Linked DNA regions of Homo sapiens: all the other regions are linked to region 6. The links are chromatin loops, found by intact Hi-C in ENCODE. Cell type or tissue: PC-9. All regions are shown on one strand.

Region 1 (5,000 bases), 610 kb after region 6:
TCATAGTCATGAGTTATACATCTGTGGATTCAACCAATCCTGGATCAAAAATACATTTTTTTGAATCGCATCTGCACTAAACATATGCAGACATTTTTTCTTGTCATATTCCTTAAACAACATGGTATAATAACTATTTACATATCATTTACATTGGATGAGGTATTATAAGTAACCTAGAGCTTATTTAAAGTACAGTTATGTGCTACATATTGATGTTTTAGACCACATATACAATGGTGGCCCCATAACATTCTAATGAAGCTGAAAATTTTCTACTGTCTAGTGATATCACAGCCATTTTAACATTATAGTGCATGGCATTGCCTTTGCTATGTTTAAATATGTTTAGATACACTAATACAGTTGTATTCCAATTGCCTGTGGTATTTAGTACCCTAACATGCTGTACAGGTTTGCAGCCTAGAAGTGATAGGGCTGTACCATATAGCCTAGGTGTATAGTCGGCTATATCATCTAGGTTTGTGTAAGTACATTCTATGAAATTCACGCAACAAAAAAATTGCTTAACAACATTTCTCAGAATGTATCCCTATGGTTAAGTGATTCATGACTGAATAGAGGAGGATTTGCATATAATCTATAGAGGAGGATTTGCTTAGATTATATGCAAATACTATGCCATTTTATAACAGGAACTTGAGCATCAATAGATTTTGGTATTTGCAAATACTATGCCATTTTATAACAGGAACTTGAGCATCAATGGATTTTGGTATTTGTGAGAGGTCCTGGAATCAATTCCCTAGAGATACTGAGGGAAAACTGTACTTTAAAATTCTACTGGACCACTTGTGGACACATAAGCAGATCTGTAGACCTCAGTTCAAAAAAATATTGACCAGCTGATATAGTACCATTTCATAGGCGAGAAAACTAAATCCAAAGAGGCGTGGGAACCTTGTCCAGGATCACCAAAGAGTTACAGAGAGATGTGTTGGTAAGAAAATTGTGAGTGTGTGTGTATGTGTGTGTGTGTGCACACATGCGCGTGGGCCTGTATGAGCATGTAACTTAGTTTGTACCACCTGGTTTTACTTTGCTTTCTATCTTGAAACAATGTATTGAACTTTACTTAAAGGTTATGGTCATACTGAATCCTGGAACACTACTTGAGAAAATGGTATTATAATTAATCGAAATATTAGTGTTTATTCTTTGTCTTATTTTTTGTAAGAATCTACTCATCCAATTAAACATGGAAAGCCAAAAGTGTATTGTACTGCCAAAAATGAAAAAACAACATATGCCTGAATTCATGGAAGGACTGTGTGTAATGTAGAAGATAAAATGAAACATATGGAATATGTAATAAAAAACAAAATCAAGCATATTGATTATAGTTACCTAGTGATTGCCTATTTAAATACTAAAAATTTAAGAATTTAATTTAAAAGACATCAACAATATTTATCTATTAGTTATAAAATATGCCAGGAGATGGTTATCACAGGATACCTTTTAATCTACAAATGTTGAAATTTTAAGTTTAGGCAAATCAAGGAATGACAATGACATCGGCAATGAAGTTCAGATCTTCAAACTTGCAGTATCTCCATCGGAGCAATTTTCAATTACAAGAAGATAATGTAGTTAATGTGCCTCTTCGTCTCTCCAATAATAGTAATGCAGTTTATTTTTACAAAGAAGTCATAAATGCTTTCCATTCTATACATGGAACATTAAATAAATGCAAAAAAAACCCACCTCAGCTAGATTGTTTCAGATAGCATTTTTTGACAATTGCTTTATAGTTCCAATTTCTATGAGGCTTATATAGTAATTTATTTTCTTTTTCTTTTCTTTTGAGAGATGGAGCCTCCCTCTCTCAGCCCAGGCTGGAGCACAGTGGCATAATGATGGCAGTTCACTGAAACTTGAAACTCCTTGGCTCAAAGGATCCTGCCATCTCAGCCTGCTGAGAGGCTGGGACTATGGCACCATCCCTGGCTAATTGTTTTAGAGACAGACTCTCGCTATGTTGCCCAGGATGGGTAATTTCATTCTTAAAAAGAATTTTAGGAATTAAAGGAAATATCTTCTTTCAATTTATTTAGAGGTGTAAGTTTTGAGATATTTATTTATAATTTTAAATGCTTTTGTTTGATAAACTAAAGCAAGTTTAGACATTTTTCTAAACCACATTAAAGGAATTATTAAAACATGATTTTATTGGATATCTAACTTTATCACGTTAGCTTATGCTGGGTAACAGCTTTCTGGAGCCCACAAGGGGGCAGACTAAGAACGTATGAAAGAAAACAATCCTTACGCTGTAGTCACTAACTGGCGGAGTTCCGTTCCAACTGAATGCATTTGGCTTTATTTCCTTTTTACTGAATTTTATCTTATTTTCTTCTGACCGAAAGCAATTTCAGTTTCTTTGCACTGTATTGGAAAATTGAGCACTTAAAAATCTAAACTCATTTGACGATACGCATCTTCTCTCTTATTGTCTTCTAAGTGAAAACTGTACGGAAATCATACATGATTAAGCTGAAGAAGTAAATTGTAATAATTTCTAATCCATTATTTTACATTAATTTTTAAATAATAGTTTGTTTGTTTGTTTGTTTATTTTGAGACAGAGTCTCGCTCTGTTGCCCAGGCTGAGGTGCAGTGGCGCAATCTCGGCGCAATCTCTGCTCAGTGCCACCTCCACCTCCTGGGTTCAAGTGATTCTCCTGCCTCAGCCTCCCGAGTAGTCTGGACTACAGGCGCGTTCCATCATGCCTGGCTAATTTTTTGTATTTTTAGTAGAGATAGGATTTCACCATGTTAGCCAGGATGGTCTCCATCTCCTGACCTCGTGATCCGCCCACCTCGGCTTCCCAAAGTGCTGAGATTACAGGCATAATTTGCTTATTTTCAAAAGAAAACGACAAAATAACTGTCATTTTTAATATCAATTGTATAAATCAGTATTTTATTAATAAACGGTTCTGGCATTCTTGCATTTCCTTTAGTTTTATTGTGTCCTTGTAATTCGATTGCAACCTTTAAACATCTCTCTGTATTTACCAGAAGATTATTTGATTAGTTAATAAAATATTTTCTAACAGGAGCTGTTTTTGGCAGGGAGGTATTATTTTTATCTTTGCTCATATATTTCACACTGGTAATCATGTGTAACAATTTTGAGACTAAACTATTGAAAGTCATTCTTTAGCAAATAAAGTAAAATCTCTTTTTAATTGATTCTTAATCATTAAAATAATTTTCAAAATATTTTCAAGGAATATGTCCAACTTCGATTCACTGTAAATAAATGAGATTTAGCTAATATACTAATGCATGTTACTTCTAATTTAATTAGATTAAAAATAGAATTCATCTAACAGTCTATATACTTAAATATATTCAAGCAAAGTGTTTTACTTAAATTAGTATAAAGTATGAAGTTTCTTATTTCCTAAGCCAATCTTCAATTCCAAATTACTGATTGAGTTCTAGCTCATGTATATAACTTCTCGTATACTCCAGGGAGCCACAGTTTAATCTTATTGACAATTTCTTTGTTTGAGATTTTATGTATATGTGTATACCTATATATACACACACATACATATGTACATATATGCATATGTGTACACGCTATATGTTCATATTTGGTATTTAATTTATAGAATAAATATTTTAAAGGTTATAAAGTTGTGATTAGATCTCTAAATAGATACTATGTATCTTTACTTAAGGATAAAGCGTATGCAGGAGAAAAATTTTCCAAGATTTGAAATGGTCATAGCTGAAAGGCCAATTTACATGTAATCCTGTTAAATTGGTCCTCACCCTCAGAAAGTTAAGAAGCGTTTGAAAAAAGATGCATTCTCTAAACTTCGAGTATTTTACAGGCATAGAATTTTAAAGCTGACACATAGTGAACATTGCACTATTAGGATGAGCCACTTTTTAGGGAAGGGAGTTTAATCACCAGAGAGCATAATTCTGGGAACTCTTGAAGATCAGAAGACTGTAACTTTTAGCTTTAGTAATTTAGAGTTAAAAAGAACATGAAGTTTCTTTTTGGATGGCATGAACTAATACTGGTATGCCTGGTTCATCCAGAAGCAGTTAGAACATGTCTTTCCAGGTCTCGGAAGTAGAAGGGACTGCAGGTTTGCTGAGTCATAACACCATATGGCATAATAGCAGGGCTCCTTGAAGAGCGAGTCACCTCGTGAAGACTTTGTGGGAGGTCGAAACCTTTGGAGAATCTGAAGGCTCAGCTTGAAAGGGAAGAGTGACATTGTGTCATCAAGAGATAAATGAAGAGTATGTTTGATAAAGAGTTCAGCTGACTGGTGTTTTACTTTACTTGTAAGAAAGAGGGCTCACTCAGATACAACCTCCAAATGAAGTCAATGGATGTTCACTAAGAAAAAACAGCTCTAGAATGAAACACTCAGCCTTCTTTTGCAGGCTTGTAGTCTTTTTCAGCACTTTAAAAGTACTGACAACGGTGCCTCTTGTTTTAAAGAAATTGGCAAATGAGAGAGAAGCCTCCTCTCAGCCTCCTCTTGATTTTTTATAAGAGACTTCAGTTTTAAAGAATCTTGGACTTTCCAAAATGGGCTATTTTTAATTTTATAACAATGCTCAAGCCTAGGGAGAGGAGGAGCTAAGAATTTTTGAAATGCCATTGGAAATAATTCCAGCCCTAATTAATCTCTTTTTGGCATCAAGAGAAAGAAATTGTGAATATTTATTCTAAGAGAATAATTTAAAGTACTGGTACCAAGATTAGACCCCGTTTAACAATAATATAATATAAAATAAACTTGAAAAACTCCGGGAAAGCTATGAAAAGTTTATTTTATTTTATTTTTTAATTTAATTTTATTTATTTTCAATACTGCTCCTCCTGTAAATGAAAAATTTTAAAGGCTAGAAGGCTAGACATAAGTTACATGAAACAATCAACAAGGTTTAGTGATTTTTTGGCATTTGGTAACAACCAGCAGCTGTGGTTTTTTTGAGGT
Region 2 (5,000 bases), 370 kb after region 6:
TCACCTTCCACCGTGATTGTGAGGTCTCCCCAGCCATGTGGAACTGTGGGTCGATTAAAACTCTTTCGTTTATAAATTACCCAGTCTCAGGTATGTCTTTATCAGCAGCATGAGAACAAACTAATACAGTTGCTATACTTTGAAATTTATTTATTGAAGACAATTATCTAGAAGGATGCCATATCAAAGGATGTATATCATTTTAGACTTAATGAATATTTCAAAAATATTCTTGAAATAACATTGTATTGAATATAACCAAATCAGTAGAAATTTTTTTTCCTATTTTTTAGAAAATTTGAGTTTATGTGTTTAAATTGTATAAATTGATGTGGGTATATATAATATTAAGCCTTCTCATTCAAGGAAATAATATCTCTGACCACTCATTCAGGCTGTCTTTCATGTGTTTTTGACAAGTCTTATTGCACATAAATTTACATAATATTATTCAATCTGTAATCCTAGAATATTTTCTTAATCGCTAAATTCTCATGTTTTGATTTATATTTTGAGTTTTAAACTTGTTTACATGATATTTTGCTTATCAGATGAGTTCTTTTTGAATATTAATACATTAGTATTAACGTAACTTCTCTGATTACAGTAATAAAGTCTTTCACATTTACCCTTGTGTTTTCAGCACAAAACATAATGTTTGGCACATGTCAAGGGCTCAATAAATTTTATTGAATAAATTAATGAAAATTATTGACCCTTATTTATGAAAAAAGAAAACAAGGAGACATTAAATGTTTTCAAAAGGCAATGAAGCCAGATTTCTCACTGGTCTGTCACAATTACTCTTTATCACACTGCACTTATTTATGTCAAATATGTATCAAAGGAATTATAAGGTAGACTTTTATTTTTTAGTAGTGAACAGAAAGGAATCTAACCCTTTATCTTCCCCTTCAATTCTTCTCTTCTTTCTTCCATACACAGGAATTAGTAAATAAGCTGAAAATGTGAAGTCATGCAAAGATTTGTTTGAAAAGCAAAACGTTTCAATAAAAGGTCTTCCTGGATTAAGAATCTAAGTATGATTTTCATGAACCACCACCACTAAAGATCAGATAATATTATTCATGCTGCAATTTGAAAGAGAAGCAAGAGGAAGATCAGACCGACTCTGCCACTGCATAAAATCATCCCCCTGGGAATGAACAAAGCATTCCGAGAATGAGAAATGGAATATTGGTGACTTCCTGGCTAACAGTTCCATCTAGAGTCAACTGCGGTCATGATTTTCCAATAACAGCCTGTTACTAAACCAAGGTAAATCTCAATTCAGAAATAATGCTTTGGCCTGGTAAGGTGGCTTGTGCCTATAATCCCAGCACTTTGGGAGGCCGAGGAGGGTGGATCACCTGAGGTTGGGAGTTCGAGACCAGCCTGGCCAAGATGGTGAAACCCCATCTCTACTAAAAATACAAAAATTAGCTGGGCGTGGTGGCGGGCGACTGCAATCGAAGCTACTCGGGAGGCTGAGGTAAGAGAATCGCTTGAACCCGTGAGGCACAGTTTGCAGTGAGCCGACATCACACCATTGCACTCCAGCCTGGGCGACGAAAGCGAGACTCTCTTTCAAAAAGTAAAAATATAAATAATAATAATGCTTTATTGTATTCAAAATGGTTTGTTTTGCATGAGACACTGTTTATCGAACTGATGAAATTTGTTACCGAAAACAGCATTTTATGCAAATAGTTAAGAGTTGGTTAGTTGGATCTGGTTATTGGGAGCTAACATGGAACTACATATATAATGCAGAGCCCATAACTGATTTTAAAGGAAGAGAGAAAGTATCAGGTTAAGTCCGCTGGCAAGAAAATGACACCTTCCAATTGAAGAAACAAACATAATTGTTATCTTTGGGTTCTTTTTCTGAATAATCCATTTTCATAAAAGCTTTAGTATCAGGTTCTGCTTTGGGGATGAGGGGTAAGAAAGCTGAGACATTCTCCTTCCTTATACTACTTTGGAATTGTGCACAAATACAGTTGACCCTTGAACACAGGTTTGAAATGCACGCGTCCGCTTATACATTGATTTCTTTTCAACCAAAGGCTGGACTGGAAACTCAGTATATGACAGGCTGACGTTTCTTATACACAGTTTCCACAAGACTGACTGGGATTTGAGTATATGCGGGATTTTGGTACATGCGGGGAGTCCAGGAACCTATCTCTTCTCCCGCATAAAGAGCGTCAACTGTACAAGGATGCTCCTAGAAGCATCTCAATCTCCTGTTTCTTTCTTGCTATGTGTGTTTGAGTATGGAATAGGTTATAAAAGTAAACTAAGGACCAGTTAGCTTAGTCTTACGTCTTAATCAATGATAACCAATGAGCTCCCTAGGATTAGGATGGCAGCTACTGCAAGATGTGTAAACTGGAAAGCCTTAACATTCTGCTAAAGCAGTGGTCTCAACTGGGAGTGGGATGTATATTCAACAATTATCTGGAGAAATTTTGGGTTGTCACAACTGGTGGTAGTTAAAGGGCAGTTACTCCTGACATCTAGTGGACTGCTAAACATCCTACAATCACAGGAGAGTCCCCACAGCAAGTAATTATCCAGCTCAGAGTGTCAGCCATGCTGCTATTGCAAAATTCTGTGCTAGATGAATGAACAAAATATCACTATATCTTTGTAATATCACTTATGATTCAGGGCGAAATGATTAAGAAAAAGATAAAAAGGATATGAAATTAATGTTAAATTGCACTTTAAAATTATGCCTCTAAATGACTTTAAGTAACATTTATAACAAACAGTAAATTAATGTTTACTAATGTGGTTTAAATAAATAATTAAATATATTTTTATGAATGTATGCTCACTATTCTGCATAGTTAATTACAGAGTTTGGGGCAGAATTCAGCCTCAGAGTGTCAAATTATGTATCTCTCCATTCAGATTGTGTGGCTGAAGTACAATTGTATACACCTTATGGCAAATTTCCAGAACAGCAGATTTTGCTTTCTAGAATAGATGCACAAATTCCTTCAAAAAGTGTACAATCCTTTCTGTAGAATGTTATCACAACTAGTTCTTTACTACTAAAATGTTATGGTTCTAGCTTTGACTACTGTAGATGAAAGCAACCTGGCTCTCCTGGCCACAGATGTCTGGATCTGAGACAGCGACATTAGCCATAGGCTTGGTGTGACCAAATTATGAGAGGTTACAGTTTACATGATAGACTTAGTAGCAGTAGCTTTCTGTTTCCATCTTGATGAGGTTTGTAATTTTTGTTTTATTTAAGAACACATGAAATTGTGATTTCGATTTTATGATTTAAGGAGTTCGTTTTATGTACTTTTGATAGGCTATTTTATTTTTTACTCTTTTTTCTTTTCCATCGTTTTATCCTCATGGTTATTTATGGGCTGTGCTGGGAAGAGAGGGAACCAACAATGCCTGAGAAGATTTGCAAGAACTTTGCCCAGCTGAGGCCCTTAATGGATGCAATGAGGACAACTAACTCAATCAAATTCTCTTTTTGAAAGAAGAATAAACTCTAAGTAAAGGGAAAGGTATGTTTCTTGGTTTTAGGATATTGTCTCTACTCATAAATTAAAAAAAAATCTTGGCCGGGTGCGGTGGCTCACGCCTGTAATCCCAGCACTTGGGGAGGCCGAGGCGGGCGGATCACGAGGTCAGGAGATCGAGACCATCCTGGCTAACACGGTGAAACCCCGTTTCTACTAAAAATACAAAAAATTAGCCAGGCATGGTGGCAGGCGCTTGTAGTCCCAGCTACTCGGGAGGCTGAGGCCGGAGAATGACGTGAACCAGGGAGGCGGAGCTTGCAGTGAGCCGGGATCGGGCCACTGCACTCCAGCCTGGGTGACAGAGCGAGACTCCGTCTCAAAAAAAAAAAAAAAATCTCTCTGACCATTCCTTTAAGTTGCAGATTTTTGAAACTTCCAGTCCTATGTAATGACCAAAGCTTTGAAGTTGACTTAAATCTTTTCCTTTGCCTTCCAGCTGGGGTTTCCTTTGAGCTGAAATTTCTTTTTCTCCTTCTCATTTATTTTTGTCCTATCTAGTATCTCTTAATTTAACACTCTCAGTGTCAAAGTTGGGGGGTGGGATTAGGGGAGGTGTTAAGGATGATAGAAGAGGGAAGGCAGGTAAGAAACCTCATATTTTACAGATATCTTCATGACTTCTGGGCATACAGATATTTAAAGCAAACAATGTTTTTCACTTTTAGGGTACTTGTGTATGTTCTTTGACGATTTCTCTGCAAGAGTACCTTTTTAAAACTCCTGGAGCATAGGCAGTGTTTTTCCTTTGTCAGGCCTAGCCCCATGACATAGAATTTCCTCTTGGATTTACAGTCCACATCCTTTTCCATTTGTTGTTTCTCAGCCTAAAAGGCAACCCTCCTGAAGTGGATCCCACTTGAAATAACCCCAGGCTGACATTTCTACTTAGAATCTATATGTGAGTGCCTTGATTAACCCATATTTGACCCACTTTCAGAGAGAAAGGAAGTAACTTCTCAGTTTTAGCCTTCTATTCTGTTGCCAGGTATCACTTGAGCTTTACAAGGCATGAGTCACAAACTTGGGGAGATACCAATAAAGCTTTACAGGGTAGCCTCTTCAAAACCTCTCTCACTGCCCTTGAGGTGAGAACCAGATACTACCCAAGTCTTCCCCATTGTGACATTAGGATTCCTAGAAACCTGATGATGCTCTCAAAATTTCTTTCTACAAAATTTTCTCTTTACTACCAACTGTCAACTGCTGAAAATGTTAAAGATGATCCAGGGCTTAAAGAGTTGTGTAGCAACTCTATGGATATTTTCATTATAAATTTTTGCATGAGATATAAACACCAACTTTGGAATAGAGGAATGTCTAGTACATTATATTTTATCTTGGTGTTTCATCAAAAACTTTAATTTTAACATTCTGTAAGAAAAAAATTTCAAAGTAATTCTACTTACATACAATAATACAAGTGTTAAAGGAATTAATCTC
Region 3 (5,000 bases), 110 kb after region 6:
TCCACCACTAATTTTGATTTTCATTTATTTGTATATTGCACATTTATTGTTAACGAGACAGACATTTTAAAATGTTTACATAAAATTAAGATTTAATAACAGCAAATAATATCAATGGTAAGGTAACATTGTGTGCCCTGAAATTCCACAAGTTCTTTACATGTATTAACTTATTTAAGAGTCACAATAACCTAACAAGGTAGACACATTGCCATTTAATAGGGTATATCTGATAAATCTGAGGCATATAATGTTAAGTTGCCAAAAGTTATACAACTAATAAGTAGCAAAGATGAAATCTGGACCCAGAGAATGCAGCTCCTGAAATTGTGGTTTTATGCCCACTCTCTACTGACACTTGAAAACTGATGAAGTGTTAGAACTCTTCAAAAACAAGAGTAGGAAATGTCGTGTTTGGCCAGAACCCTGGTGGCAGGAGCATCTGATATCCCTGTCTTTTTCCAAAAACCTAACTGTGTACAAATATGCACACAAACTTATCTTATATGTGTCCATTTCTCTTAATGATATTTACCAGCTTAAGAAATTAACAAACATTTTATGTGATTCTCAGATTTTTCAAATCAAGGACAAATTCAGTTTTCACATTATTTTTCAAGTGTATCTTATCTTCGGAGGCATTAACAGGGCAGTAACATTATTACCATCACTGTATCTGTCATTCTGTTTTGGGGGATTACCATTGTTGCCAATAAAACTTACATTTCATTCCCATCCTTGGCAAATTAATTTAGTTACATGCAGGGTCCAAACAATAATTATGAGTTTAGAGAGAGCTTCAGAAAGCCAGCGATCATCTGTAAGGTGTGGGCTGAAACCAACATTGGAGGAAGGTACGGCCTTGATTATTCAGCAACTGAAATGACTTCCTTTAATTAGCTCTTGAGGACCCAAAGTGGGCCATCTGGGTTAATTTCAGTCAGCTCAAATCAAGCACTCAGGTCCCCAAATGTTAAGACTGAGAAGCCAGAAGAATACTGAAACCAAGCTATTTCTTTAGTTTGGCAGCAAGTCTAACTCTCTGGACTAATTTTGGCTATCTTCAGCTTTTTTTAAACTCTAACCTAATATAAACTAGTGTGTGCGCATGCGCGCGCGCACACACACACACACACACACACACACACACACACACACACACACACAAAACCATGAAAACTTCAAAGAGAAAATACTCTTATGGTGAAGGCACCTCCCCTCTGTCAGAATTTAGCCATAAGCTGTAAGAAATACAGCCATTTGGTGGCATTTACTAAAAAGAACTTATTTAGGTGCCCATGTGGCATAGCTTGAGGTGGTGTGTCATTTACAGTTTATTTACCTTCAATTATTTTTATAATCAAAAGTTATCATAGAAGGAAGATGACAACTCTGTACCTAATTGCTAGACAACTACATTTTTTTGCAGAATTTCTTGGGTAGTCATGTTATATATTGCACCCACATAAGCTTGATTTACTCTTTGGCTAACAACAGATTTAAATTTGTTTCAGTCTCCAACTTTAACACTGAATTTAAGCAAAAATTATTCAAAAATTCTAGAAAGCACATTTTGACATCTTATGAGTGAGGAAAACAAAGTAACTCCACAGGCTTTTACATAAGATAGATCATAACAAATGATTTTTCTGACCTTGGCATTACCACGTGATAGACTAGGAGGAATCATGACTCTTTTATCCAGTCATCTAAATAAACATAGATAGATACAGACATACAGATTCCAACTGCTCAACTTAACCATTATAGCTATAGTTTTTATTTCTCACTGATGTCAATGGCAATGCAATCAGCTGCATTAAAGTTTCTGATCATTTTAACAAACTTCATTTTTAAAGAGGTATCAAGGCCGGGAGCGGTGGCTCACACCTGTAATCCCAGCACTTTGGGAGGCTGAGGCGGGTGGATCACTTGAGGTCAAGAGTTCAAGACCAGCCTGGCCAACATAATGAAACCCTGTCTCTACTAAAAATACAAAAATTAGCTGGGTGTGGTAGTGGGGAGGCTGTAATCCCAGCTACTTGGGAGGCTGAGACTGAAGAATCGCTTGAACTCAGGAGGCAGAGGTTGCTGAGATCATGCCACTGCACTCCAGTCTGGGCAACAGAGCAAAAACTCCATCTCAATCAATCAATCAATCAATCAATAACATTTGAAGTAATACATGTAAATGAGTAAGGTAACAGCTTCTTATTCATCAACCCTTACTGGGTCCGCTTCCTTTTATTTAATTCCTTGGACATGGCTTTACCGAGAAATAAATGAATTAATAAGCATAAACTCTAGGCCATACTTAGGTCAAAATAAGTGAAGTTACAGTGAGCTCCTCAGATTCTTCTAGAAAGTAAACAACCCATCAATCTTTAATACTAAGTCATCTGAATATGAACTAGCATCCTAAAAGTGAAAAGCTCTAATGGTACATTACAAATTCCTGAGTCATTTTGTCCTCACAACTTTATGCTTTAAATAAAACTGGCTAAAGAAAATCTACAAGTGACTCAGTATGACTTAGTGTTTCCAAACCAGGAAAAGGAAGGACTTTCAGTGTTTGAGATAAGGTTTTTTTCTGTAGTTTGGAAAATAAACATTTCCTATTCAGTTATGCCCAGGGGCAGGGTGTGTGTGTGTATGTGTGTATGTGTGTGTGTGTAGGGGAAGGAGTGTCTGTGTGAGTATGAAAAGAGAAGAAGAGCAGGAACGAGGGAGTAAGACAGGGAAGGAGAGAGGGAGAAGGGAGAGAAAGAGAGGGAAAAGGAGAAAAAGAGATTTTTTTAATCAGTATTTGGTGTTCACGTAAAATGGTTACTTTCTGCAAAAGTTACCTCAGCAAATTATGTGTAAGCAAGCCATGGAAGCACTGCAATTTGTAATAAAATCAATGGGAATGGCTTACCTGACTGTATATAGTAGATAATCCTTATCTATGGGGAATACATTCCAAGACCCCCAGAGGATGCCTGAAACCATGGACAGTAACAACCCCTAAATATACTATTATTTTTCCTATACATACCTACAATAAAGTTTAATTTATAAATTAGGCACAGTAAGTGATTAACAACAATAACTATAATAAAACAGAACAATTATACTGTAATAAAAGTTATGTGAATATGGTCTCTCTCTTGGTTTCTCTGTCTCAAAATATCTTATCGTGTTGTACCATGGGTAACTGAAACTGCAGAAAGTGAAATTGCAGATAAGGGGGGATTACTGTATTGCATTCTGTACTGCATTTCCATGAATTCAGTGACACACAGTGATGTATTCCATGTCGTTATAGCAAATAATAATCTTAGGTGTCTAAATTAGACTGAATTTTTTATTTCAATAGGCATAAGCCATTTTCTGCACCTAAATGAAAGTAGCATTTTTTTTCCTGATATAAAAATGGGCAGATTTTTGTCCTGGTGTCATGCTAATATAACCCCAGAGGTGGCAAGCATAGTGGCTCAAGCCAGTAATCCCAGGACTTTGGGAGGCTGAGACAGGAGGATCACTTGAAGCCAGGAGTTTGAGATAACCCCAGAATTATCTACTTTATTTAAAGTACATTTTAGCTGGGCAGTGGTGTGCATCTGTAGTCCCAGATACTTGGGAAAGTAAGGCAGAAGGATCGCTTGAACCCAGAAGTTTGAGACCAGGCAGGACAACACAGATTCAGTCTCTAAATAAATAAAATACCTAAGAACACTCAGAGTGGCTGAAAATGTGTTCAGCAAAATCTGTTCCACTAATGTCCCTAATAACGTCAGTAGAGACTAGGGATTAATGAGACTACCAATAAACACACATACACACACATGAACATACACACAATGTTTACTATCTTGTTTTCTGTTATAAGGATTGCTAAATATTTTTGTATGATATAGACAGTTACAATTTATATTTTTTAGAGAATTCATAGAAATAATCCTTAAAATATTTAGAGATTGGTACTCCTTTGACAGATAAATAAATGCAAAAGTGAAAATTATTTCAAACCAATAGCACATATATCCCATGATATCCACAATGGTTTTATTTTATCCATCACTTGAAAGTAAAAGAACTTTGACCGGTTTTGAAAGAAATTATATATATATTTCTTATATATATTATATATTATATATGACATATATATTATATATATATATAATATATAAGATATATATATATAAGATAAAATATATATGTATATTTCTTGAGACAGGGTCTTGTTTCATTGCCCAGGCTGGAGTGCAATGGCTGATCATGGCTCACTGCATCCTTGACTTCCCAAGCTCATGCAATCCTCCCACCTCAGCCTCCTGAGTAGCTGTGACTACAGGTGCTCACCACCATGCCTGGCTAATTTTTTTTCTTTTCTTTTCCTTTTCTTTTCTTTTTGGTAGAGACAGAGTCTCACTATGTTCCTTGGGGTTGTTGCAAATTTCTGGGGTCAAGAAATCTCCTGCCTTGGCCTCAGAAATGTATTTTCTTGATTTGCATTTGACATTGCTGTCTGACCGAAACCAATTCAGCTCCACAAAGGAGTAAATATAAGTCTTTTTATTTTAACAGGCATTTTATAATCCCTAACAAAAATTTTTCTCCATTTTTTTCTTATTGTTAACATAAAATTTAAATTTTGATATTAAATGCTACCAGTATTATTCCTTTTTCAAAGCCCAGTTTAGCTCCCAAATAAGCTCACATCTGTCTTTTAGCCCTAGCACTTCCAGTTCCACATTCCTGTTTAAAGTACTTCATCCCCCTGCCCCTACCTACTTTTTTCCTTCCAGAAGTGACTAATCTTCCTGTTATTCTACTCTGTCAGTTTTTCCCCTAGTATTCTTTTCATGTTGCATAATGTTTACTTTTCACTAGCTCCTTCTATAATTTTACTACCGTCTCCCTTGGTACTAGCCTTCCGTTTTCAACAGATTAAAATAGCCAATATTTATGTATTAGCAAACTTTTTTGTCAAGTTTCGTGCTGTTCAGATTAAGCTA
Region 4 (5,000 bases), 420 kb after region 6:
GATGAATTGTATAATGGTGAAGTCTGGGTTTTTAGTGTTCCTGTCACCTGAATAGTATACATTGTACCCAGCAGGTAATTTTTCATCCCTCCCTCCTTCCCTCTCTCCCTCTGAGTCTCCTATGTGCACTACCACTCTGTACGCCTTTGCGTATATATAGCTTAGCTCCCATTTATAAGTGAGAACATGTGGTATTTGGTTTTCTATTCCTGAGTTACTTCACCTAGGATAATGGCCTCCAGTTCTATCCAAGTTGCTGAAAAAGATATTATGTAATTTTTTATGGCTGAGTAGTATTCCATGGTAAATACACACACACACACACACACACACACACACACACACACACGCCACATTTTCTTTAGCCAATCCACTGGTGAAGGACACTTAAGTTGAATTTCAATAATATGAATTTTTCCAGTCCATGAATACAAGATGTGTTTCCATTGATTTTTGTCCTCTTCAGTTTTTTTTATCAATGTTTTATAGTTTTCATTGTAGAGGTCTTTACCCATTTCCTTGGTTACATTTATTCCTAGGTATTTTTTTGCAGTGCTTGTAAATGGGGTTATTTTCTTGATTTTTTAAAAGACAGTTTGCTGTTGACATATAGAAATGCTACTTACTTTTGTAGGTTGATTTTTGTATTCTGCAACTTTACTGAATTTATCAGTTTTAAGAGGTTTTTTGTATGTGGAGTACTTAAAATTTTCTCTATGTAAGATCATGTCATCTGCAAACAAATAATTGGCTTTCTCTTTTCCAATTTGGATGCCCTTTTGTTTTCTTTCTCTTGCCTAATTGCTCTGGCTCGGAATTTCAGTACAATGTTGACTAGAAGTGGTGAAAGTGGGCATCCTTGTCTAGTTGTAGATCTCAGAGAAAAAGCTTTTAACTTTTCTCAACTCAGTATGATATTAGCTGTGGGTTTCCATATATGGCCTTTATTATGCTGAGGTACATTCCCTCTATAACCAATTTGTTGAGGGCTTTTATTTTGAGTTTTTATTTATTATATATTTTATTACCTTAATTATTATTATTTTATCAAATGCTTTTTCTGCATCTATTGCAATGATTATGTGGTTTCTGTTTTTGATTCCATTAATGTTATACATCATGTTTATTGATTTATGTATGTCGAGCCATTCTTGCATCCCTGGAATGGATCCCACTTGCTCATGGTGAATGGTATTTTTAATGTGTTCTATAATTTGGTTTGCTAATATTTTGTTGAGGATATTTGTATCTATGTTCATCGGGGATATTGGCCTCTGCGTTTTTTTGTAGTTGTTGCTGATGTGTCTTTATCTGATTTTAAACAGAGAGTAAGATAGTGATTATCAGAGGCTGGGGAGAATGGAGGGAGGAAGAGTGATTAGTTAATGAGTATAAAGTTATAGTTAGGTGGAATAATTTCTGGTTTTCTATTGATGATTATAGTTAACATGGTTAAAAATAATGTATTTATTTTTCCAAATAGCTAGAAGAGAGGGTTTTGAATACTCTTGCTACAAAACAATGATAAATATTTAAGGTGATAGCTATGCTAATTTTCCTGATTTTATTATTACACAATGTATATATATATCAAAACATCATACTTTACCTCCAAATATGTACAATCATTATGTATCAATTAAAAACAAAATAAAACTTTAAAAAGTGTAAGACCCGTTCATTTCCATAGTATTTTTCTTTTTGTTTGTTTCCCTTATAAGTAGCAGCAAACTTTCATCTTAAAAGGCATTCACTACTCAGTGAAAAAGGTGTAATTTCAGAATAAATGTAAACTTTTTAAGGAAGAATAATCATGACACCAAAGCTACCACAGTAACAATTTACTTAGAAGGGAGTATTTGTGTTTGAAGATGATTACAAATGGAAATGGAAATGGAAATACTGAGAGAAAAAAACAACATATTTTGAGGATGAATTGCCCCTTCCTTTTTTAAGGACTTAGTCATGCCATAAACATTATTTCTTTAAAAGCTTAAGTTAAAATTCTTTATGTGTGATGGTCTGCCCTCTCCTGGGCCAGAGTCATATACAAAAAAAAATCTATTTGACTTGTAAAAAGAAATTCATCTCCAAAACAATAAAGTATCTTGCAAGTTAACTTGGTATTAAAATCTTAATAGGTATTCATGAGTGTGGTAATTTCTCACAGATTGCGGCCGTTTTTCAAATATTTGAGGAGTTCTTAGGTGTAGTTGTTCTATTCATTTCCTACTTATGTCCCTTTATTTTATTGCAAAATAAACACAGCTTGGCACTTGACATTTTCCCTGACCCATCTTTTAAACATACATTAGATGTGAGTCATAGGCAATGAACGGAACTCGCATTTTTGCCCACATATTTTTACGTTAAAAATGTTTTCATAATACATGTAATACAAATGTATTAAAGAAGAAAGTTAGAAAATAGAAACAAACAAACCATGAAAAATTACTTGTAATCACATCACAATGGTATAATCACCATTAATATTTGGGAGATTAATATTCCAGATATTTTATATATATTGTAATATATTAACTCCAAAAAGGTACTTATTTTATTTTATTTTTTATGTTTAATTTTTATGGGTACATAGTAGTTGGATATATTTATGGGGTACATGAGACATTATGATACATACATGCAATGGGTAATAATTACATCAAGGTAAATGGGGTATCCGTGCCCTCAAGCATTTATCCTTGCTTTACAAACAATCTGATCCCATTTTTTAGTTATTTAAAAATATACAATTAAATTACTTTTCACTACAGTCACTTTGTTGGGTAAGCAAATACTAGGACTTATTCGTTCTTTCTAACTATTTTTTAATACCCATTAACCCTCCCCAGTTCCTCTGCACCCACCCCTTACCCTTCCCAGCCTCTGGTAACCATTCTTCTACTCTCTATGAGTTCAATTGTTTTGATTTTTAGATCCCATAAACAAGTGAGAACATGCAAAGTTTGTCTTTCTGTGCCTTGCTTATTTCACTTAACTTAATGACCCCCAGTTCCATTTATGTTGTTGCAAATGACATGTTTTTGCAAAAGATCTCGTTCTTTTACATGGTTGAATAGAGCTCCATTGTGTGTATGTACCACATTTTCTTTATCCATTCATCTGTTGATGGACAGTTAGATTGATTCTATATTTTGGCAGGCATGTCACACGGCCAGAGCAGGAGCAAGAGAGAAAATCCAGGGTAGAGAGCATAGGTGTTACACACCTTTAAACAACCAGATCTCATGTGAACTTAGAGTGAGAACTCACTTATCACCAAGGGGAAGGCTCAAGCCATTCATGAGAGATCCACCTCCGTGAGCCAAACACCTTCCACCAGGCCCCATCTCCAACACTGGGGATTACAATTTAACATGAGATTTGCTGGGGACATATATTCAAACTATATAAGGTTGTTTATTTGAAGTTTTCTTCCTTTTTATATAGGCACTTATATCTATAAACTTCCCTCTTAGTATTGCTTTTGCTGTATTCCATGGGTTTTGGTATGTTGTGTTTCCATTATCATTTGTTTCAAGAAATTGTGAAATTTCCTCCTTAATTTCTTCATTTACCTACTGGTCATTCAGGAACATACTGTTTAATTTCCATGTGTCTGTACATTTTCCAAAATTCTTCTTGTTGGTGATTTCTAGTTTTATACTGCTGTGATTAGAGCAGATGCTTAATATTATTTCATTTTTTGAATGTTTCAACACTTGTTTTCTGTCCTAACATATGATCTATAGACAAAATGATCCATGTGCTGAGGAAAAGAATGTGTATTCTGCAGCTGTTGGATGAAATGTTTTGTAAGTATCTATTTGGTAGACTTGGTCTACAGTTCAGATTAAGTTCAATGTTACTTTGTTGATTTTCTGTCTGAAATATCTGTCCAATGCTGAAAATGGGGTGTTGAAGTCTCCAGCTATTATTGTATTGAGGTCTATCTCTTTCTTTAGTTCTAATAATATTTTCTTTATATACCTGGGTGATCCAGTGTTGGATGCATATATATTTACAATCATTACATCCTCCTGCTGAAATAATCCCTTCATCATTTATAGGGACCTTCTTTGTCTCTTATAATTTTTGTTTTGAAATCAATTTTGCCTGATGTAAGTATCATAACTCCTACTCTTTTTGGTTTCCACTGACATGTAATATCTTTTTTCATCCCCTTATTTTCAGTCTTTTTGTGTCTTTATAGGTGAAATGTGTAAATGTGTTTCTTTTTCTTTTCTTTTTTTTTTTTTTTTTTTGAGACAGAGTCTCACTCTGTCACCCAGGCTGTAGTGCAGTACTGCAATCTTGGCTCACTGCAACCTCCGCCTCCCAGGTTCAAGTGATTCTTCTGCCTCAGCCTCCCAAGTAGCTGGACTACAGGTGTGCACCACCACGCCCAGCTATTTTTTTTTGTATTTTTAGTAGAGACGGAGTTTCACCATATTGGCCAGGCTGGTCTCGAACTCCTGACCTCTTGATCTGCCTGCCTTGGCCTCCCAAAGTTCTGGGATTACAGGTGTGAGTCACTGCACCCGGCCTATTGGTGAAATGTGTTTCCTATAGGCAACAACTCACTGAATCTTGTTTTTTTTGTTTTGTTTTGTTTTAAAAATCTATTTGGCCACTCTATGTCTTTTGATTGAAGAGTTTAGTCCATTTACATTCAATATTAGTATTGATAAGTAAGGACTTACTCCTACCATTTTGTTATTTGTTTTCTGGTTGTTTTATGGTCTTCCTCTCCTTTCCTTCCTGTCTTCATTTTAGTAAAGATGATTTTCTCTGGTGGTATGATTTAGTTTCTTGCATTTTAGTTTTTTGTGTATCCATTGCATTTTTTTTTTTTTTTGATTTGTGGTTATGATGAGGCTTGCAATATCTTAAAACCCATTATTTTAAGCTGATAACATCTTAATACTGTTTGCATGAACAAACAGACAAAAAAAAAAACCTAATAACAACTCTACACTTTAACTTTGTCTCCTCTC
Region 5 (5,000 bases), 530 kb after region 6:
AATGCAACATGTTTGGCTTTCAGCAAAATAATTACCCAATGCAACATGTTTGGCTTTCAGCAAAAACTACAAGATGTACAAAAAGGCAAAACATGCGTGTACGCATGTGCGCACATATACACACTCACACATACACAGTCTGAAGAGACAAAGCAATCATAAGACCCAGACTCAAATGTAACACAGATGTTCGAATTTCAGACAGAAAATTTAAAATACCTATGATAAATATGTTAAGGGTTCTATATTTGTTAGCTAGGGCTGCCATAACATAGTACCATAGGCTGGGTAGTTTAAACAAGGGAATTTTATTTCGCTCTGGAGGTTAGAAGTCCAGGCTCAAGGTGCCTTCAGGTTTTTCTTCTTCTTAGGCTTGTCGCCATGACTCGCAGATGGCCACCTTCTTGCTGTGTCCTCACGTGATTTTTTCCTCTGTCTGTGTGCATCCTTAGTATCTCTGTGTGTTTGAATTTCCTCTTCTTATAAGGACACCAATCAGAAGGAAAGAGATAAAACTGTCTATATTCACAAATGATATAATTTTCTATTTTAAAATACCAATGAAATGACAATAAATTCCTGTAATTGATAAGTGTATATAAAAGGGTCACAGGATAGAAGGTTGAAAGTCAATTGATTTCTTATATACCAGCAATAAACAACTAAACATTAAAATTAGAAAAAGAGTCCATACCATTTACAGTAGCTCAACTACACAGATATAAATCTAATATAATATGTATAGAAAATGTGTGTAGGAAATGACAAAATATCAACAAATAAAATAAAGAAGACAAAAACATGGAGAAAGATGTGTTATATGTATATACAAAACACATATATATTTTCTTACTCTACAATCAGCAATCACATTCCTAGGTATTTACCCAACTTGTTTGAACAAACTTATGTGCGCTCAAAAATGTGCCCATAGTTGTCTATGAAAGAGAAACTCGTTACTCTATGTTTTTTTCTACACATTAGAAAAATTTGAACCATCTACAGTAGTCCCCACTTATTCCTTGTTTCACTTTTTGTTGTTTCAGTTACTCATGGTCAACTGTGGTCCAAAAATATGAGCTATTTTATTATATTTTACATGTAACTCTATGTGAACAATTGGAGGAAGTACTGGTTTAGGCCAGTGGTTCTTAAAAAGTGGTCCCAGAACCAGTAGCATCGTCATCTGGGAACCTGCTAGAACATCAAGTCATTGGAACTCACCCAGAGCTACTGAATCAGAAACTCTGGGTATAGGCCCAGAAACGTGTGTTGACAAGACTTCCAGGGGACTCTGATCAGCGAACATGTGAACAGTAGGAGGTTTCAGCAAAAGGAAAGCTCAGGATAGAAACCTTGCACCAACATGGGCTGTCTTTTGGTGTGAACATATATAGACATGTTTTTGTGCTTCCCTGGGGGTGCTGAAGAAGGCTGATGAGAGCCAAGAACCAGCAGGCCTGGAATGGCCCACAATGGTGAGGAGTAAATGTGCCAAGAGCAGAAACTGCAAGTAATCTCTTAAACTATGGGCTGGTGGAGGAGAGCATGACTGAGACTCAAGGTGTATTAGTTTGTTCTCACACTGCTAATAAAGACATACCTTAGACTGGGTAATTTATAAAGGAAAGAGCTTCAATGGACTGACAGTTCAGCATAGCTGGGGAGCCTCACAATCATGGTGGAAGGCAAAGGAGAAGCAAAGGCATGCCTTACATAGTGGCAGGTAAAAGAGCTTATGCAGGGGATCTCCCATTTATAAAACCATCAGATTTCGTGAGACTTATTCATTACCACAAGAACAGTATGGGTGAAACTGCCCTCATGATTCAATTATCTCCATCTGGCCCCACCTTTGACACGTGGAGTTTATTACAAGTCAAGGTGAGATTTGGGTGGAGACACAGCCAAACCATATCACAAGGGGTTGGCAGCATCCGAAAGCGACAAGGAGGGGCCAAGGCAGCAACACGGTGGGCCACCCACCCAGTCTAGCAAAGAGCCAGCAGGCAGGGCTGGCCCAGCAAGCTTTCTGCTCTACTCAGGTGTTCTCCTGTGAGGTAGAAAGGGAAGCAGAGAAACAGCACTTACAAAGATGTTGAAGCTTACATTCTCTGAATATTTATATAATTTTCAGCTGCTTAATTTAGAAGAAGAAGTAACTGTCATACTATCTTCCTACGCAAACCCTGACCAGCTGAGAGTCCATGTATAAGCTACAGTTACATTTTTAAAAAAAGAAGAGAAACAATTTTACAAATCTGTATTAGTGCATATATTTCAACACAACAACATAAATCTACCTGATCCATTTCATTATTTGCTTATTTAGAAACTATTTCAGAATAAAAGATTATTATTTCAGATTCCCTTGTCAGATAGCCTGGAAAATGTGAAGACTGCTTAGGGTTTTGAAACATTCACTTTGAAGTCGTCAGAAATGTTGCAGTGACAATTTTAAAACCACTTGAGGGCAGTAAAAGCACATTTCTTAACTGTACATTGCAGATGATTTAACCATAACCTCCAAAATTAAAGACTTGGCCAGAATACCTTATCTGCATTTCTAACTTTGTCTAGAGTTATGCCCCCACCCCCATCTGCCAGGTTTATATTCCTAGTTTCTCAAATTTAAGTAGAACAAGAACAAAAATTTAAAGCACACATTCTGTTTTTGGTTTCTTTCATAAGCAATATTTTTGCTGTGGCTTATAATTGATGTATTTCAGAGACATGGCTCAATTAAGTCACAAGTTCAACTTCTTTACCTCAAATGTATGTATATTTCAACATCAATTCATATATGTGAGCATGAATGTTTGTGTGTGGATATGTGTGTGTTTACCCGGAGAGATTTGAGTATATAAATAAAAATAGTCGTTATCATTATAGTGAATAAGAAGAACTCTTTTGGGCACATTTATAAAGGTACTTTACTCTTTCCCATCACAGCCCTGCAAATCCACTGTCTTGGCATCTTCTTCATCACCACCTTGAAAAAAATCTTGGGCAAGTCCCATAAATTCTCAGAAATTAAAAGAAGAAAGGTTTCCTAGTTACCTTTCCCCCCTAAATTGTTTCATTTCAGTAATTAAATCACCTATCTCTGTGTAATACTTAAAATTGCTAACTTCACCTAAAGTTAAACTTCTTCCCTTTATTTTGTCTGCTTCCCACCAGAAGTCTGCAGTGGGGAGAAGTGGTGAGGTGGTCACACACATTCTGGTCCATGTCCCTACCAAGTTTCTACTCTTCTTCCCACAAGGCTGCCTCTGACTTGAGGGTTCAAGAGAAGAAGAGGAAAGAGGTAAAGAGCAGAAGGTGTTTTCTTTCACCAATACCTCTGCAATCTGACATTCATTTGGTGGGTTGGGGGGCACTGCGGCAGTAGTTCAAATCTGCCCATTTCTCTTGTGGTCATTTTTGAGGGCTTTTGTGAGCTGTGTGACTGCACAACCAGGTCAGGGCCAACTTCATGGGTGTGAGCCCTATGTAGAATCTCAGGACCACAGGCTTAGAGGGGTCCCAGGCTTGGTTTAATGCTCTGTTGTTGCCTCTGCATTTTTAAAATAATTTTTGATCAAGAGACCCTGCATTTTCATTTTTCACTGGGCCCCAGAAATTATACAGCTGGTTTTGACTGAGCCCCTTCAACAGCAGCTTTACTGCAGGACAGTGCTTCTTTTTCAGCTGATAATTTATAATCTCCCTCTGCCTCTCGGGTCAGATTTTGCCCCTAGCAGGAACCCCCTTGGACAGGGTCCCATGAATAAAGATCACACACCAATGTCTGTCCTTAGGTTTTTTGCTCCAGAAAAGCAAACACTTGTTGGGAGCATGGCTATTATAAAACTCTCTCTGCTAGAGTCAGAAGTCATCTCAGCCAACTCTCTCCAGTCACTTTCTTCTCAGACATGAATCAGGTAATTTGATTGTGTTCCTAAGCAACACCAGACCCATGTAGGCTCTCCACTTAGTCTTTGAAGTGGAGTTTAGTCCTCTCACTGGGCTTGAGTGAGGTGGAGCATCATATCTTCCTCCTCCAGATAACTGTCAAAAACCAATTCTTTCCCTAACTCCCTGGCATCTTCAAACTTAACTCTTTTGTACCCATAAGGTGGGTGAGAAGCTAATGGTCAAAACGTCAATTTTGGGCCCCTCCTATTTTAGGTCTGTACAGGGAGTTTAGCCTCACTTTGGAAGTTGCAAGTTCTTGCTCTCTTTGTTTTGTTCTCAGCCTTTAGGAAACTCTATAGAAACGGAGACAGAAAGAGTCTCAATATAATGCCCAATGACATCATTTATAGGGAAAACTTTTACTCGGCATTAGATATTTTGAAATTTAAATATTTATTTGAAGAACATTTTAAATATCCTCAATTCCCTTAATACATTAATATCTTCATTAGTAGAAGGGATCAATTCAACAAATATTTTGAGCATCTCCTTTGTGCAGGAATCAGTAATAAGTTGAGCTAATATGCAAATTAGCAAGAGAGCCTCCACATTCTTGAGGAGTTCACAGTTAGAAACTGAAAACACAAAGACAATTTCCTAAAGATGAGTAATAATAAAGTCGTGTACAAATGCAATAAGATCACAGGAAAGAGAGCAAATACAACTCTGGAAAAAAGAGAACATTTCACCAGAACTAAAATTAGATTTGGATTATAAAAAGATAGGAAGATGGTGGGCAGAATGTGGAGAATAATTTCGAAGCTAGAGGCAGTAATTTGTTCAAAGGCTATTGCGATAATCCAGGTAATATTATGAGGGCCTAAACTAAATCAGGGTCTCTTGGGGAAAAAGAAAAGAAGCATAAGTAGGTGGTAGAAATGAGAGAAATTATTGGCTTATTAAATGAGGAAGAAAAAGGAGCTGAAAAATAATTCTAGGAAAAAACAATCTCAAAATACCATCTTGCAGAAGATGGAGTATTAAATATAAAAATAATAGAGTATTAGAATGTATCATTTTTGTATATAAGTACATGTTAATTC
Region 6 (5,000 bases):
TGTTAATAGTTAATTGTACAGAGTGACTGAAACAGATAAAATAAAAACTAACCCACTCTGCTCCTCCCCCCAGATCTACCTAGACATGCAAATGTCCCAGAGCATGCAAGTTTTTTTCCTTAAATACTGAACTATAAATATTAAAATGTAAATAATTCTACCACTAAAGCCATGCTAACCAAACAGGTACATAAATATACAGTCAAAAATACACTCTTTATGTCCTCCGACTATTTCTTCAGAACATTCTACAATGTAGTTAAACTGAATGTGGGCTGCTGGGCTTTCAGAATCTTTTATTGTATGATATCCATCTATGTACTTAGATTATAGTCTTTCTACTAATTTTGTCAGGAAACCACACTCAGTTTTTTCATTGTACTTTACAACTCTATAACAGAAAAAAGGATATATATTTTAAAGTTGATTTAAAAAAAAAACTTGTATCTACAATAAAGCTACATGCCAAGCTAAAAGGTGAAAGGTCATAGTACCAGGTCAAAGGTTGCCTCGAGGGGTCGCTTCAGTGATTTGACAGCCGACTGAGTCTTAATTAGCAGGCAGCGAGCACATGATGGCAATGGGCCAGTGGGGTTCAAGCGCATTAACATAAACAGCAAGCAGAGGTGCATCATGGGGGCAGCAGTGCATTTTTGGGTAGGTGAGAAAAAACAAATAAAAAAACAAATCATCGGAATGCCATATACAACGAATAACAAGACTAAGCATGCACAATAAAGGCACTACTGAGTTGTTATTGGGAGGATAACTCCTCTTTGTAGTTAATTACAAACAAGATACTCTAACAGAAAAAAAAAAGAGTGAAAGGAAGAGAGGAGGAGAGAGTCTGCCTTCTGTATTTTTGCTCAAGTATCCATAAACACAGAAAAGATCTCTCTCGTGATTATTTCACTGTGTTATGAAATACTACACAGTGACTTTTAAAATGAGTATTTCATTGATTTAAGTCATATATTTATGTAAAAAAATGACAACATTAAAACAGGTAAGCAAAGAACAAAGAATGGGCTCATTAAAATCAGCTACTAGATCACATTAAAATTTACCTTGAGAATATAGTTTAGTAGCTATTCTTAATGATCCAATTTCTAACTCCTTGAGTACTGCTGTCTCTCTCCTGTCTATATAATGGCATAGTCAAGCTTCTCTAGTGTTACTATTATGTTTATGCCACAATATTATTTCAGACAATCTAGATAGTATACTACTCAAAATCCTGTAGCTAATTCTAAGAACAATTTTGTTGAACAATTCTCCTAAATAGTTCCAGATCATGTTATTGTTAAAAGCAAGATATATGTAAAGAAGAGCCTTGATGTGCAAAAGAACACACCAAAGGAAAACAATGGCTGATTAGATGGCACACAGAAATAAGAAGACTGAAAATGGCAATATCGTTAAGTTGAAAAGGAGACAGGTGGTTCTTTACAAAGCAGAGATTTCAGAAACCCTACATCCACAATAAGACAGATTAAGAGTTAGGCCAAGAGTAGGAGCAATCTGAACCATTTGAGGAGTTACCCTCACTTCTGTGAAAGTAACTTCTTTATATATTGTCTGGGATACCTGAACAAACATATCTTCAGCAATTTTTTTAAAAAGGTTACTAAATGAATAGCTTGTAGTCAGATATAGTTGCTCACTTTGCTTTTCTGACTGCTAACAAGGAGAGAGCTGATATCTCTACTCACCATGGCAGCTGCGGTGGCTGCAGCCTGTGCAGCTGCAGCCTGGTTGACCTGGTATTGGGCAGCCTTGATCTTGGCTTGCAAATGTGCAGGGGGATGAAAGTATTTGCACTTTTCCCGAGAGCATCTCCCTTTGATGTAATCCATACACACAGTGACTGTGTTGTCATTGGTGTCAATCATTGTGCTGTCAGCAGGATGAGCAAACCGACAATCATTTTCTCCTCGGTTGCAATTGCCACGTTGGTACTCTCGACATACCTATGAGGTCATTAAGTACATGAGGTTTAGTCAACATGAAGAAGAAGAAGCTTTCTGAAGATTTTAACTTAAAGTGCAAGACTGGTGACAGAAGGCTATAGATGAAAAGGGAAAATGATTTTCAAACAAGGCAACAAGTAACTTCAGCATTTCCTAGTTTAGTTACAAATTATAACTCCATTTCAGTATAAATGTCCATAAGAAAATGCATGTATAATGTTAATTATGGTAAAAATACAATCTGAAATGGTGTTGATAAACTTATTAATTGCAAAGGGAAAAATAATAACTTCACAGTAAAGAAACATGGAAAACATCACTTTAACCAAGTGATCAAAATTAATATCACCAATAATGAGACATAATGATGTTGTGTATCTATTGATATGATACAATGAGAAGGGCACACAATCACAGTAGAGGTAGTACTGCCTGAATTTAATCAAGATGAAACATCAGATGAAGTGAATGGAAAGATATTTTACTAATAACCGACTAGTACTCTCCCAAAGTGTCAAGGTCATGCAAGACAGACTGAGATATTATCACAAGCTGGAGGATCCTGGAGTCACAGAAAGAATATTGGGAGGACAATTGGTAAAATTTGATTAAAGTCTGTAGATTGGTTAAACAGCAGCATATCTATGTTAATTTTTCTGGTCTTAAGAGGGATTCTACAGTTATGTAAGATATTAATATTTAGATCAGTAAAGCGTAGACAGAAACTCTTGGGTCCATTTTTGCAACTTTCGTGTAAATATAAAATTATTTCCAAGTGAAAAATATACAAAATCAAATTTGATAGCTTTTTATGAAAATGTTTCCAGGAGTTATTTTTTTGATCTTTAGAGATTCACTTGGTAGCTATATAAAGCAGTAAAAAAAGATTGGTTTTGTTATGTCTGTTTGTTTTATATTTGCTAATTCTGTTAATTTTGCCACGGAGATCTTAGGGAAAAGGCGAGAACATTATTTCTCATTCATCTGCGCAATTTTGACTCTTACTATTTAAAAGCAGTCTTCATTCAGGATACTTTGACCCTTTTACCACAAGAGGGCCATCTAAAACACAGAATGTCCTTTTAATATTTTCGTGCTCTTACTTCAAGCTTCAAGGAAACAGTTTTTAATTGTTCAAGTATCTTTTCACAAATAGCAAACGCAGATACTAAGCACTTTATTTTGAAGTTAAGCAAGAAAGAAAAACTGTAACCCTACTACGACTTAGGAAGCAAAGGTTTTCTTGGATTTGTATAAATACAATGATTGCATTTAAATCTGGGTGTTTTCCCACATTATATTCATATCCTATTATTGAGGAAAGTGTTTCTTAAAGAAGGAGATACTATAATCTGTATCATGCTACATCTTAAAAAAGAGCATTATAAATGATATCTTGCACTACTTGGAAACCTCAACCTAGCTAAAGTTTTGTGTTCCAAATACATACAATGAGCCAGTGTCATTCACCACTACACTCAGTTATTAAGATCACAAAAATGACTTAAAAAGTTATTCAAGATTCTGGTTTTTTATTAGCATATTTATCTTATTGAACATAAGAAAAAAAGTATTACCAAGATTTATAACTTAAAAGCAAAAAATGATCAAGCTGTTACCGAGAATAATTATCCTCCTCTCTGGCTGAACATTAGCATCAGCTATGGAGCTTGCTAAAACAGTACCCAGTACCTAATCAAAATTTATTGTATGTGAGGCTCATCACTATACTCAGGAAGAGTGATGTGCCTACATTAAATAATGATAAAAAGTTGTGTGTGTGTGTGTGTGTGTGTATGCTAAATATATACTACTGCATAAACGAAAGGGCTACTTTTCTGTTTAAGCAAGTCTATGTCAATGTAGGCATCACCAAACAGGAAACTTGCAGAAGGTCTATAAGTGATCTCTCTCAGCTGCTATTTGCTCCCTCAGTAATTCCTGCTTTCTTGAATATGCTCAAAATGAATTGGCAGCAGGGAACTAATACTCTACTTTTCCAATTTAGGTTACTCTTTGCCGCATTAACAAGAAAGAAGACTTGAATTTATTTAGGTTCTGTGTGTATGTATTTGCATGTGTGTGTGTGTGGGGGGGGGGGTTTCTACAGGTTAAGGATTGGTTTATTATAATTTCATGTTCTTTACTCTCCTGTGGAACATTTAGAAAGAATTCTAAAAATATTTAAGCAGACTTAATAACTAAGAATTAGCTCAGAATGTGTCATAAAACCAACCTTTTCTGAGGTTAAAAAAAACTTAGTCAACTGCTTTTGCATAATATGCATGTTTGACTCTTTCATATTTTTATTTTTTTTTACAGCTTACGGTTTCTCCTAAGAAATAGGACAGAAACATACTGTAATAGCTACTCTCACATTATTCTTGCTTGTGAAAAAATAAGGAAGAGAAAATCTCTTGTGAAAACTTGTACTGGTGAGAGTTACAGGCCAGTGGGACTGGAAATTTACCAAGCATTAGATATGCATCTGAATAGTGGGGTACCTATGGGAACATGAACTTCCCAAACCTTCTAAAACACATTTTCCCTAATAGACATCATCAATAAAATGGGATCTATCCCTTGGTTGCTCAATATGAGTTTGATCTGGTTTCTCTGATAAACTCAAGGACACTTTAGACTATGCTGATACCCAAAATAAATCTCTTAGACATACTATTACATTAGTAAATTATAACTGACAACATTTCACAAATTTAATCTCATAATTAAAAACAGGATAAGAAATTATAACATTTATCATACAGAGAATTTGAAACAGAATATAAAATTAAATCTGAAAATTCTAACAACACTGTGGTTCATTTTTCTCTTCTCATCCAGTCTTCTGTATGTATGCACACATTTTTAAAAATAATTGTAATTATAGTATAGCTATTATTTGGTGATCTTTTATGCTCAACAATGCAGCATAAGCATTTCTCATTTTGCTAAATAATTTCCAGAGTGAATACTTTTGATGGCTGCATCAAATTTCATCAAATAGTGTACATAATACAGGTAACTCTT

The links. Hi-C counts contacts between places; a loop is a spot of excess contacts. Peaks named below come from ENCODE experiments on the same cell type or tissue, not always from the same donor. Only the 100,000 strongest peaks of a DNase experiment are listed, where the experiment ranks them.
Region 1: it touches region 6 in a loop (2.6-fold over the local background); 3 of 110 quality-filtered maps call a loop at or near these places.
Region 2: it touches region 6 in a loop (4-fold over the local background); 56 of 110 quality-filtered maps call a loop at or near these places.
Region 3: it touches region 6 in a loop (2.0-fold over the local background); 13 of 110 quality-filtered maps call a loop at or near these places.
Region 4: it touches region 6 in a loop (8-fold over the local background); 15 of 110 quality-filtered maps call a loop at or near these places.
Region 5: it touches region 6 in a loop (3-fold over the local background); 6 of 110 quality-filtered maps call a loop at or near these places.

What each region holds. Positions count from the first base shown.
Region 1 is chr3:151,836,440-151,841,439 of GRCh38, reverse strand. The region is part of intron 1 of AADACL2-AS1 (AADACL2 antisense RNA 1); the gene reads left to right. Among named protein-coding and RNA genes, the nearest start is that of AADAC, 25 kb to the right of the region's middle. In PC-9, CTCF peaks have their summits at 2,052 and 2,259 (motif pointing right); DNase peaks (open chromatin) are centred at 2,279 and 4,159; H3K27ac peaks cover 1,093 bases.
Region 2 is chr3:152,069,660-152,074,659 of GRCh38, reverse strand. No RefSeq gene overlaps it. Among named protein-coding and RNA genes, the nearest start is that of LINC02917, 130 kb to the left of the region's middle. In PC-9, a CTCF peak has its summit at 2,511 (motif pointing left); no DNase peak of the experiment used is centred here.
Region 3 is chr3:152,328,860-152,333,859 of GRCh38, reverse strand. The region is part of intron 2 of MBNL1 (muscleblind like splicing regulator 1); the gene reads right to left. Among named protein-coding and RNA genes, the nearest start is that of MBNL1-AS1, 62 kb to the right of the region's middle. In PC-9, no CTCF peak of the experiment used is centred here; DNase peaks (open chromatin) are centred at 2,529 and 4,809; H3K4me3 peaks cover 252 bases; H3K27ac peaks cover 3,410 bases.
Region 4 is chr3:152,023,407-152,028,406 of GRCh38, reverse strand. No RefSeq gene overlaps it. Among named protein-coding and RNA genes, the nearest start is that of AADACL2-AS1, 98 kb to the right of the region's middle. In PC-9, a CTCF peak has its summit at 2,050 (motif pointing left); a DNase peak (open chromatin) is centred at 2,146; H3K27ac peaks cover 1,581 bases.
Region 5 is chr3:151,915,922-151,920,921 of GRCh38, reverse strand. All of the region lies in intron 1 of AADACL2-AS1 (AADACL2 antisense RNA 1), which reads left to right. Among named protein-coding and RNA genes, the nearest start is that of AADACL2-AS1, 9.8 kb to the left of the region's middle. In PC-9, a CTCF peak has its summit at 2,461 (motif pointing right); a DNase peak (open chromatin) is centred at 2,461.
Region 6 is chr3:152,442,252-152,447,251 of GRCh38, reverse strand. MBNL1 (muscleblind like splicing regulator 1) reads right to left here. Exons shown (of 10, transcript NM_021038.5): 5 at 1,713-1,970. Among named protein-coding and RNA genes, the nearest start is that of MBNL1-AS1, 180 kb to the right of the region's middle. In PC-9, CTCF peaks have their summits at 2,792 and 3,003 (motif pointing right); a DNase peak (open chromatin) is centred at 3,071; H3K27ac peaks cover 439 bases.